Linked DNA regions of Homo sapiens: region 1 is linked to region 2. Evidence: chromatin loops called from intact Hi-C (ENCODE). Cell type or tissue: MCF 10A. All regions are shown on one strand. Region 1 has its middle 56 kb from the start of LINC01148. Region 2 has its middle 280 kb from the start of LINC02296.

Evidence for each region. Hi-C counts contacts between places; a loop is a spot of excess contacts. Peaks named below come from ENCODE experiments on the same cell type or tissue, not always from the same donor. Only the 100,000 strongest peaks of a DNase experiment are listed, where the experiment ranks them.
Region 1: a loop joins it to region 2, with 19 times the contacts of the local background. A loop is called at or near these places in 1 of 110 quality-filtered maps.

What each region holds. Positions count from the first base shown.
Region 1 is chr14:86,959,263-86,964,262 of GRCh38, forward strand. No RefSeq gene overlaps it. Among named protein-coding and RNA genes, the nearest start is that of LINC01148, 56 kb to the left of the region's middle. In MCF 10A, a CTCF peak has its summit at 2,045; no DNase peak of the experiment used is centred here.
Region 2 is chr14:87,329,165-87,334,164 of GRCh38, forward strand. No RefSeq gene overlaps it. Among named protein-coding and RNA genes, the nearest start is that of LINC02296, 280 kb to the right of the region's middle. In MCF 10A, no CTCF peak of the experiment used is centred here; a DNase peak (open chromatin) is centred at 3,067.

The DNA of each region.
Region 1 (5,000 bases), 370 kb before region 2:
GTGTGAGAATTCTAAAAAAATCCATTTTATATACAAAATTACTTGATTTCATCAAACAAAAATATTGGATCAAAAAGTCACCCTAATGTCTTTGACACTTCTAAGTGATCAACTAACAACTGCTTTGCTAATTTAGTCAGTTACACAAAACTTGTAATTCAGATGGTCAAGAAACTTAACCACAAAATAGACAACTGTAGCCTTTGTCTACACAGACTATGCAAAATATAAGACATTTTTTCCATGAAGAAAATGCAGAATTCTGAACATACACTTAATGTATTAATCTGTTCTCACATTGCTATAAAGATATTACCTGAGACTGGGTAATTTATAAACAAAGGAGGTTTAATTGACTCAGTTCTGCATGGCTGGGGAGACCTAGGAAAACTTACCATCATGGCAGAAGGCCAAGGAGAAGCAAGGCACTTCTTACATGGCAGCAGAAGAGAGAGAGAACAAAGAGGGAACTGCCAAACATTTTTAAAACCATCAACTCTCATAGGAACTCCCTCACTATCATGAGAACAGCATGGGGGAAACCACCCCATAATCTAACCACTTCCCACTAGGTTACTCTCTCAACACATGGGGATTACAATTTGAGATGAGATTTTGGTGGGGACACAGAGCCAAACCATATTAGCTATGAGAGAACACTTATTCAAGAATGGCTTTGTTGTTCTTAATGTTTATTTTATTGAAGGTTTGGTATTACTATTTTGTTTGCTTTTTTGTGATTTTGTTTTGATTTTACTGTCAGTGTGGGCTATTAACCTTTTTGATTACCTATATTTTAGTACCAAAGGTAACATCACTTTGTAAATGTTTTTTCTCCAATTGTCATTTAAAGATATCTAGGACTAAATATATGATGCTCACATTTTTCGGAAACAGTGAATACCACAAATACTTTTGAACAGAAATAGAAAAACAGAAAAAAAGAGGTGCGAGAGTCTATGTAAAGCTAAAAGTGAGATAGAATTTTTCCCCAATCAAAATACAGAAAAATACTTTAATCTCTTCAAATTTTAGGCAAAAATATTTCTTAGTGGGAAACTGTCTTCTTAATCTCTTTGAAAACAATTTTTTCCTCCTCTCTAGCTATTTTTCTAAGATAGATCTAGTGTGCATATCAGAGAAGTAAACACTGTATTCTGCAGATACCATATAACACACACAGCAATTTGTATGATAATTTTTTTCTTGATTGCAGTTTACTCTTTAAAAATGCAAATTGTGTAATTACTGCCAAAAAATGTTCTCCATGTGTAACAACAAAAAAAGATACAAAAACTGCTATAAATTTTGCAGAATAATGGGCATACAGATGAAAAAAAAGGAGTGCACAATATTAGATAAGACCATTATGGAGGAAAAATACACTAGGTTCAAAATCCTTGAAGTTAGAAGTTTCTAGGTTGTTGCTGATTACTCACCCCAACTATTCCAAAAACTAATGTAGCAGGTTCAGTGTGATTTTTTAAAATTTTCTTCGATAAATTACCCAAATTTTATCAATTAGAACAAAACGATATTCGTAAGTTTAAACTTAAGCATTCAAGCCTGCACTACCTGACCTTGAGCTATAAGCATCAGAAAAATCAGATGTAATTACTGTACAATTGTACAAATAGTTGAAAATGTGGTTCCTCAGTCAATACTGAATATGTGACCACTATATAGATTCTCCACATATTTTTTTTATCAATTTCATTTTACTAGGGGGAAGTAGACTAGTTTATTCACCTGTGTGGTCATAAACACCTAAGTTAGTAGTGTAAGAGCTAAGATTTCCTGAGCACCTGTTGAGCAAAAATGGCCAAACTCTGTGTTCAGTGAATTGTAAAGCTTTATATTATCAGATCATTTATAATTCCCAATTGGGAAGTATGACTAGCATCCAATTTACAGAAAAGATCTGTATCACAAAGCAGGTGATTAAGAGATATGTCACAAATTCCACATTTAACCATACATCTCTCATCCAGCATCCTGCACCCATACTGTTATAACTAATACCTAGTTCCTCCGCTAGGGGACTACGAGCCCCAGTAACCACTTGGTTTTGCTGAGCACATGGGCAAGGTAATTAATTGGTGTTTGCCTTAGTCACTCTCATCTGATAAATGGAAAAGCTAATGCAGTCACTTGCTAATTCATGGAGGAGCTGTGAAAAATTATATGTGAGCATTAAAAAAGATGTATTATATAAATGTAAACTATAGACATTTTCCTAAATGATATAGACTTTCTCATTTGCATGATATTTTTATTTTTAATTTTTCTGTATACATAGGTGTATATGTTTATGGATACATAGGAGGTGTATATGTATATGTATAAGGTATGTGAGATATTTTGCTACAGGCATCCAATGTATAATAATTACATTTTGGTAAGTGGAGTATCCATCACCTCAAGCATTTATCCTTTGTGTTACAAACAATGCAATTATACTCTCTTTGTTATTTTTAAATGTACAATAAATTATTGTTGACTGTAGTTACCCTGTTGGGCTATCAAATACTAGATCTTATTCATTCTATCTAAGTATATTTTTGTACACATTTACCATTTCCATAGCCTTCCCCACCCCACTACCCTTCCCTGTCTCTTGTAACCATCCTTTTACTCTCCATGTCCATGAGTTCAATTTTTTTTTATTTTTAAGTCCCACAACTATGTGATAACATATGATGTTTGTATTTCTGTGCCTGGCTTATTTCACTTAACATACTGACCTCCACTTCCATCTAGGTTGTTGCAAATAAGAGAATCTCATTCTTTTTATGGCTGAATCATACTCCATTGTCTATATGTACTACATTTTCTTTATCCATTTTTCTGTTGATGGATACTTAGTTTGTTTCCAAATCTTGGCTACTGTGAACAGTGCTTCAATAAACATGGTAGTGCAGATATTTCTTCAATATGCTGATTTCCTTGCTTTTGGGTATATACCAACCAGTGAGATTGCTGGATCATAGAGTAGCTCTATTTTTAATTGTTTGAGGAAGCTACAAACTGCTCTCCATAGTGGTTTTACTAATCTACATTTCCACAAACAGTGTATAAGGGTTCTCTTTTCTCCACATTCTTGCCAGCGTTTGTTGTTGACTGTTTTTTTGAATAAAAGCCATTTTATCTGAGGTGAGAAGATATCTCATTGTAGTTTGAATTTTTCATTTCTTTGATAATCAGTGATGTTGAGTCCCTTTTCATATGTCTGTTTACCATTAGTATGTCTTTTGATAAATGTCTATTCAGATCTTTTGCACATCATGTAAGTGGATTATTAGGTTTTTTTCCTATTGGGTTGTTTGAGCTCCTTATATATTCTGGTTATTTGTCCCTTGTCAGATAGATAGTTTGTAAATATTTTCTCCCATTCTGTGGATTGTCTTTTCACTTTGCTGATTATAACCTTTGCTGTGCAGAAGCTTTTTAACTTGCTGTGATCCCATTTGTCCGTTTTTGCTTTAGTTGCCTGTGCTTGTGGAACAGTACCCAAGAAATCTTTGCCCAGACCAATGTCCTGAAGAGTTTCCCCAGTATTTCATAGTTTAAGGTCTTAGATTTAAGTATTTAATCCATTTTGATTTAATTCTCATACATAGTGAGAGATAGGGGTCTAGTTTCATGTTTCTGCATATGAATATCCAGTTTTCCTAGCACCATTTATTGAAGGAACTGTCCTATCCCCAATGTATATTCTGGCACCTTTGTCAAAAATGAGTTCACTCTAGAGGTATAAACTTGTTTCTGGGTTCTTTGTTCTGTCCCATTGGTCTATGTGTCTGTTTTTATGCCAGAACCATGCTGTTTTGGTTACCATAGCTCTGTAGTATGATTTGAAGTCAGCTAATGTGATTCCTACAAGTTTTGTTGTTTTCATATAGGATAGTTTTGGCTATTCTGAGTCTTTTGTGGTTCCATATAAATTGTAAGACTTTAAAAAAATTCTGTGAAAAATGTTATTGATATTTTGATATGGATTACATTGAATCTGTAGATTACTTTGGGTAGTGTGAACATTTTAAACATATTGATTCTTTCAATTCATGAACATGGAATATTTTTTTCATATTTCATGTTTTCTTCAATTTTGCTGCAATGTTCAACAGTTTTCATTGTACGGATCTTTTGCTTCTTTGGTTAAGTTTATATCTAGGTATTTGATTTTATTTGCAGCTATAATAAATGGGTTATTTTTTATTTCTTTTTCAGATTATTCACTGTTGACATATAGAAATATTACTGATTTCTGCATGTTGATTTTGTATTCTGCACTGAATTTAACAGTTCTAATAGTTTTTTGTTGTAATCTTTAGTTTTTTTTCAAGTGTAAGATCATGTCATCTGCAAATAAGGATAATTTGACTTCTTCCTTTCCAAGTTGGATGCCCTTTATTTATTTCTCTTGTCTGATTGCTCAGGTTAGGACTTTCAGTACTATGTTGAATATCAGTGGTTAAAGTGAGCATCCTTGTTATGTTCCAGGTCTTAGAGAAAATGCTTTCAGTCTTTCCCTATTTAGTATGATATCAGCTGTGCATCTGTTCACTTGCATTATTTTTGATGCACGAGTTTAAAGCATTAAATATTGTGTATAATAAAAATATTGTCTTTTAGATCAAACACAGATAACCAAACTCTGAATTGATAGCTGAAATGGTTTGGCTGTGTCCCCACCCAAATTTCATGAATTCCCACATGTTGTGGGAGGGATCTAGTGAGAGGTAATTGAATCATGGGGGCAGGTCTTTCCTGTGCTATTCTTGTGACAGTGAATAAGCATCACAAGATCTGATGATTATATAAAGGGGAATTTTCCTGTACAAGCTCTCTTCTTTTGTCTGCCACCATGTAAGATGTACCTTTCCCCTTCCACCATGCTCATGAGGCTTCCCCAGCTACATGGAACTGTAAGTCCATTAAACCTCTTTTACTTCCCAGTCTCAGGTATATTTTTTATCAGCAGTGTGAAAACTAACTAA
Region 2 (5,000 bases):
CTCTTATGTGAAATCTCTTGTTAAGTAAGATGAGCAACTGAGGAGGAAGAAAGAGAAACCAGCAGGGAACACCATCTTTCCCCAAATCTAACTTCCTCAGCAGCTCTCTTTGTCATCAACGGTAGAGTCACAAAACCCTAAGTGAAAGGGCCCAGTGGTCAATGTGAGGGTGTCTTTATGAATCTCTAAGTTTCTCCTCGACATGGGAAACCTACTCTTTCCCTGTCATTTAATCACAGCTCCTTCACTCAGGCAGTTTTGACAGCTTTCAGGCACCCCCAGGATCTAGTAACTTTTCTTAATAAGCTTCTTCCTTAAAGGCAGTCAATTCAGTCTTCTGGTCTTGATTCTTCTTAGCCAGCCTCTCTGGTCTTCAAATTCATGTATTGCCTGTGGCTTCAGGAACAAAACTTCCAGATAGGTGCCAGATTACCTAGGATTGGATTTGGTTACAGTAGAGACCCAAAAGAACAGCAACATAAATATGATCAAAGTCCATTTTTTCTCCCACAAAGAACAATATCTGTGAATATTACACTGAAAAGAGTAATTTGGGTCTCATATAGTGTCTCCCCAGTTGTGTGGGATTCAGAGAAATTTTAGTTTTCCTCTCCACCATCCCCAGTGTGTGGCCTGCAAGAACATGGCCCAAGATGGAACTAGAGACATCATGTTCTAGTGCAGGTAGGTTGAATAGAGACAGGAAGAAAAGAGGTGAGGGTCATATGTCAGTAATCTTATAAGGAAGGTCCTCAGAAGCTAACTGACCACTGCTGAGGGGAGGCCGAGAGATATTGTCACTATTCTGGAAGGTGATGTTCTTTGGCAATAGAGGTTATTTCTAAGAGAAATGAGAAAAATGGACATTGAGAAACATCCAGGAGCCTCTGTTACACTAGTCATTTTTATCCTTAGCACTTATCACATTTTCTTCCAATGTTAAAAAATTTTTCTGGGAAAACTCAAGCTCTGTTCTCAGCTCTACTATGTACTAAATATATGACTGGTTAAATCACTTAACCTCTCTGAGATGTGGTTTTCTCATCAGTAAAACAAGCTTAACAATTTTTCCTCTTTCATCCTCCAAGGATTAAATTAGGTAAGCGTATGTGAAAGCACCCACAAAGAGTTGATTGCCAGTGACTATACTCTACAAAATACGGGGTGATGCCATCCTCATTATTATTCTCATTTTTCTGGTTGTCTCTATTATAGTATGTGTTTCCTGTCAACCCATTTTCCTTTCAACATGCAAATATGAATCTATGGATAATACTTTTTCCAAAATGTACACATCCTTAAATGTAAAGCATCATCTTATTAATAACAAATTTCCCAAAGTAATAAAGAAAGAAGCAATAAGAGCATTAAATGTTCACATTTCTTAAGCCCCTTCTGATTTAAGAAATCATGATATGATTAAGTAAAAGTCAGTATTTTCAAAAAATCAAAAGGAATTGGTAGGAGGCCAGGGGCAGATTTATGACTAAAAATACACAAATAAGAACTGATATCTAGTAGTCAGAGCATGGCGTATTAATGGGCTTTTAGAATTAGACACAGGTTCAAATCTGTGAACCTGTGAATCTGTTCAAGCTTGAACAATTTTGTAGATTTCTCCACTGAAATATCCCATTGTTGTTGATGTATCATGTTAAGGATTCTTGTAAGAGTCAAGTGAAATAAACTTCTAACACAGTGTCTGGCAAAAAAGGGGAAATTTAACCCCTACCTATGTCTTTTTCCAATAATAGAAGCACAGAGACAATCATGGTGATCTGAGTCTTACAAGACAATGATAAGTCACAGTGCTTGAGCCCTTATTTTGTAGTTCTCCGTGTTCAGTGCATTGCATGGGATACCTCATAGATCCACACAACTTTGGGTAATGATATTCTCATCTTTCCTGTTTTATGGATGAGGATGTTGAAGGTTAGAGAGGTTTAATTGTCAAGGTTATCCAGCTGGCAAGTGGTGAACCTGGAGAAAAGACCCCAGAAGTCAATGTCAGACTCCGACTCTTGGGTCTTCATTAATGTAATTCACTGAAAGCCATTTTGGCAAATATTAACATATAATCAATTTGCCAAAAACTCTCAAACAAAGGAGGTATACAGTTAGAGCTAGTACAGACACAGCATTCAGGCAGAGTGTAAATCTCCAAGAGATACATAGCCTTTAAGAAACAGCCCACCCATTCCCCAATAAAATGATGAGTATTGCAAAAGTCAACTATGCTGGTCTGGTAAGTGTCTTGGCATCAGTAAAACCTTTTCACAGTGAAACATTGAAGAACATCTCTAATTTGGTTAATTGGACACTTTATAAATTGATTATTTCCTGAATTAAATTTTAGTTAACTGGCCAGTATCCCCCACCACAATCTATTGCCAGGTCAGTTTCTCTTTAAATGGTAGATGCCAGTCCTGTTTTTTGCCAATGTAAATACTTACATGTCTGTTATTAATGTTCTAAGCATGTCATTTACCCAGAATGTGCATCAGAGCAAAAGAGTAGGATCCAGAACTGATTACCTGACTGCTGTGGAACAACACAGGTGGTGAAATGTTGCAGGAAAACAAGCAAACAAACAAATGACAGCCAACAAAGCTGCTCTGGCCGAATCACAAAAACATCAGGCCAGAGTATGCTGGGGTATAATCGCTAGACTGACAGGCAAAGACATCCATCTGTGTAAGAGTCAAGATTTGGACTAAATAATCCGAACAGGCAGAGGACGAAAGGAAATGGGAAGAAGAAAGGAATTAACAGGCCATGCCTTCGCTGTACATTAAATATTATCTGTTTAATTATAACAACAATACTGTTGTAAGGGCACTTTTGTCCCCATTTTATAATTGATAAAAATATAGCATGTATGATTTGCCCTTTTTTCCTAAGCAAGACAATTCAATTTGCTAAGTAAGCTTCTCTAGCCTCCACTTTTATAAACAGATGTTTTCTATTGATATAAGTACACGTCACTCTCAAACGTAATAACAATAATAATCTTGGCCACTACTGCTAACTATTCCATAGGTATGTGAGCTTGGATTCAAGCCTAAGTCACTGACTCCATGATTCATGCTCATTACTGATGCTGGAGAGAAAAAAGAAATGGATTCTGCAGCTCATTGCTCATTGTCTTAAAGAGGGAGTGGTATTCCTTGTTTTTGTTTTTAATGAAATGGTTTTTTAAAATAAAATATAATTTTCTCATTTTCATAAGCCTAAGCCTATAGTCTAAGTTCTTACTCATGATTTAGAATGATTGTTATTGACATAAAATATATTTTATGTTTTAATATGATGATAATTCTTGAGGATCTTGAGATATGTAGGTCTGCTTTTCAAACTCTTTAGCTTACCTTTTGACCAGAGAAATCACAATTTTCACTTCTCTCTGCTGGCAGTGTATTTGATAATTCTAATTTGTCTCTTTATTAAAAAGCATGTCTTTATAAATGACCTCTTCCATCTGGCTAAGTACATGGACATTTGTTGACAGAGTTCGTGGTCTTTCCAATAATTACTTTGCCCACTGTTAAATTTGTTTTAATTCATTTATATCAGGTTCCACGTTAGGACTCAGGATTTGATAGATGGGGAGTCAAGTAATAAAAGTGAATTATGAGAAGAGTTAAGACACCTAACACTTTTTCTTTTTTATAATCTTTAATGAAGTCATTTTATTAATTTAAAACAACAACTAAATCTTAGTGTTAGTAATTTGCAGCCACCCCATCCTCTCCCAAAAAAATATCAGCCAATATTCTCCCTTTTTGGCCCCAATTCAAGTGAAGTGAAATAAGCTGATGTCTTTGCCAGGCAAGTGTGCGGTCATAGTGTCCATATCAGAAATGCTTATTTTGTTCTTGTGTCCTTTAGCTCAACTCCGGAAGAGCAATCTTCCATGTCGGGCCTAATCACTAATCTTACATTAGTAAGAGCAGGGGCAGGCATACTCCACAAGGGCATCACCAGCTTCAGTGGCTCCCACAGGACAAGGCTGGCATTGAGATTCAAGAACAGATGGATCCCCAGTGGGAATCAGGAGAACTGGACCAGCTGCTAGAGGAGGGGAGGCCTTTATGCAATGTGTAGGCTGATCCTATGAGCAGGATCTCATCTCCAGGCTCTCAGGCACCAACCCCTGGGAGAGCCTGCCAGACTGAAGTGTAGACTTTTTGAGAGAATAGCCATTTTGTAAAGAGACCTGGGTAGCATTATATGGCTTTATTTCCTAAGTGTTCTTCAGCAAATGCTCTTAGCCTATTTACACGTATTAAACATACTAACAATAATTCAGGCTGAAAATCAAATTCAGTTCTCCTCTTATCTTTGCCAATTTCCTCTGCTTCTGAGTCCTTAATGGACCAGGTACAAATATGTAAATACCATGCCTTATTTAGGTAATTAATTTTTGTAAGGTCAAGACTGATAATAGCACCTTCATTTTATGAATAATTCATTTCTGTGGAAGATTTTATTCATTCAGACTTTATGGAAACAGTATAAACTTTTAAGTACACATATCTGTGACTGAATCCCAGTTATAGCTCTTTGAGCTGAGTGACTAGACAATTTACTTAATATTTCTCAGCCTCTCTGTCTCCATCTAAAAGATGAGTTTAATAATACTGCAAGTGCTCCTAGTGTGATAGAAGTTTAAATAAATAAATATATATAAAAGGTAGATGCTTCATTTATGTCATTTTACCTTCTTCCCAGACTTGGGCACCTTAAAAAAGCTCAGCTAAATCAGGATTTTTAATTTAACTAACATTTTGCTTTAAAAACATGACGGTGAACACATAAATAGCCTGGGTAGTTAAATAAATAAAGAAAAAGTAAGAAGCAAGTAGGCAAAACTGACAGGACACATAAGAATGCATTTAAGAATTTAGGAATTTAGTATCTATTTTGTGCTTAACACAATGACGAATTTTTTTTATACATCATCTTGTCTGAGCCTTATAATATATCCAATAAAGTGAACT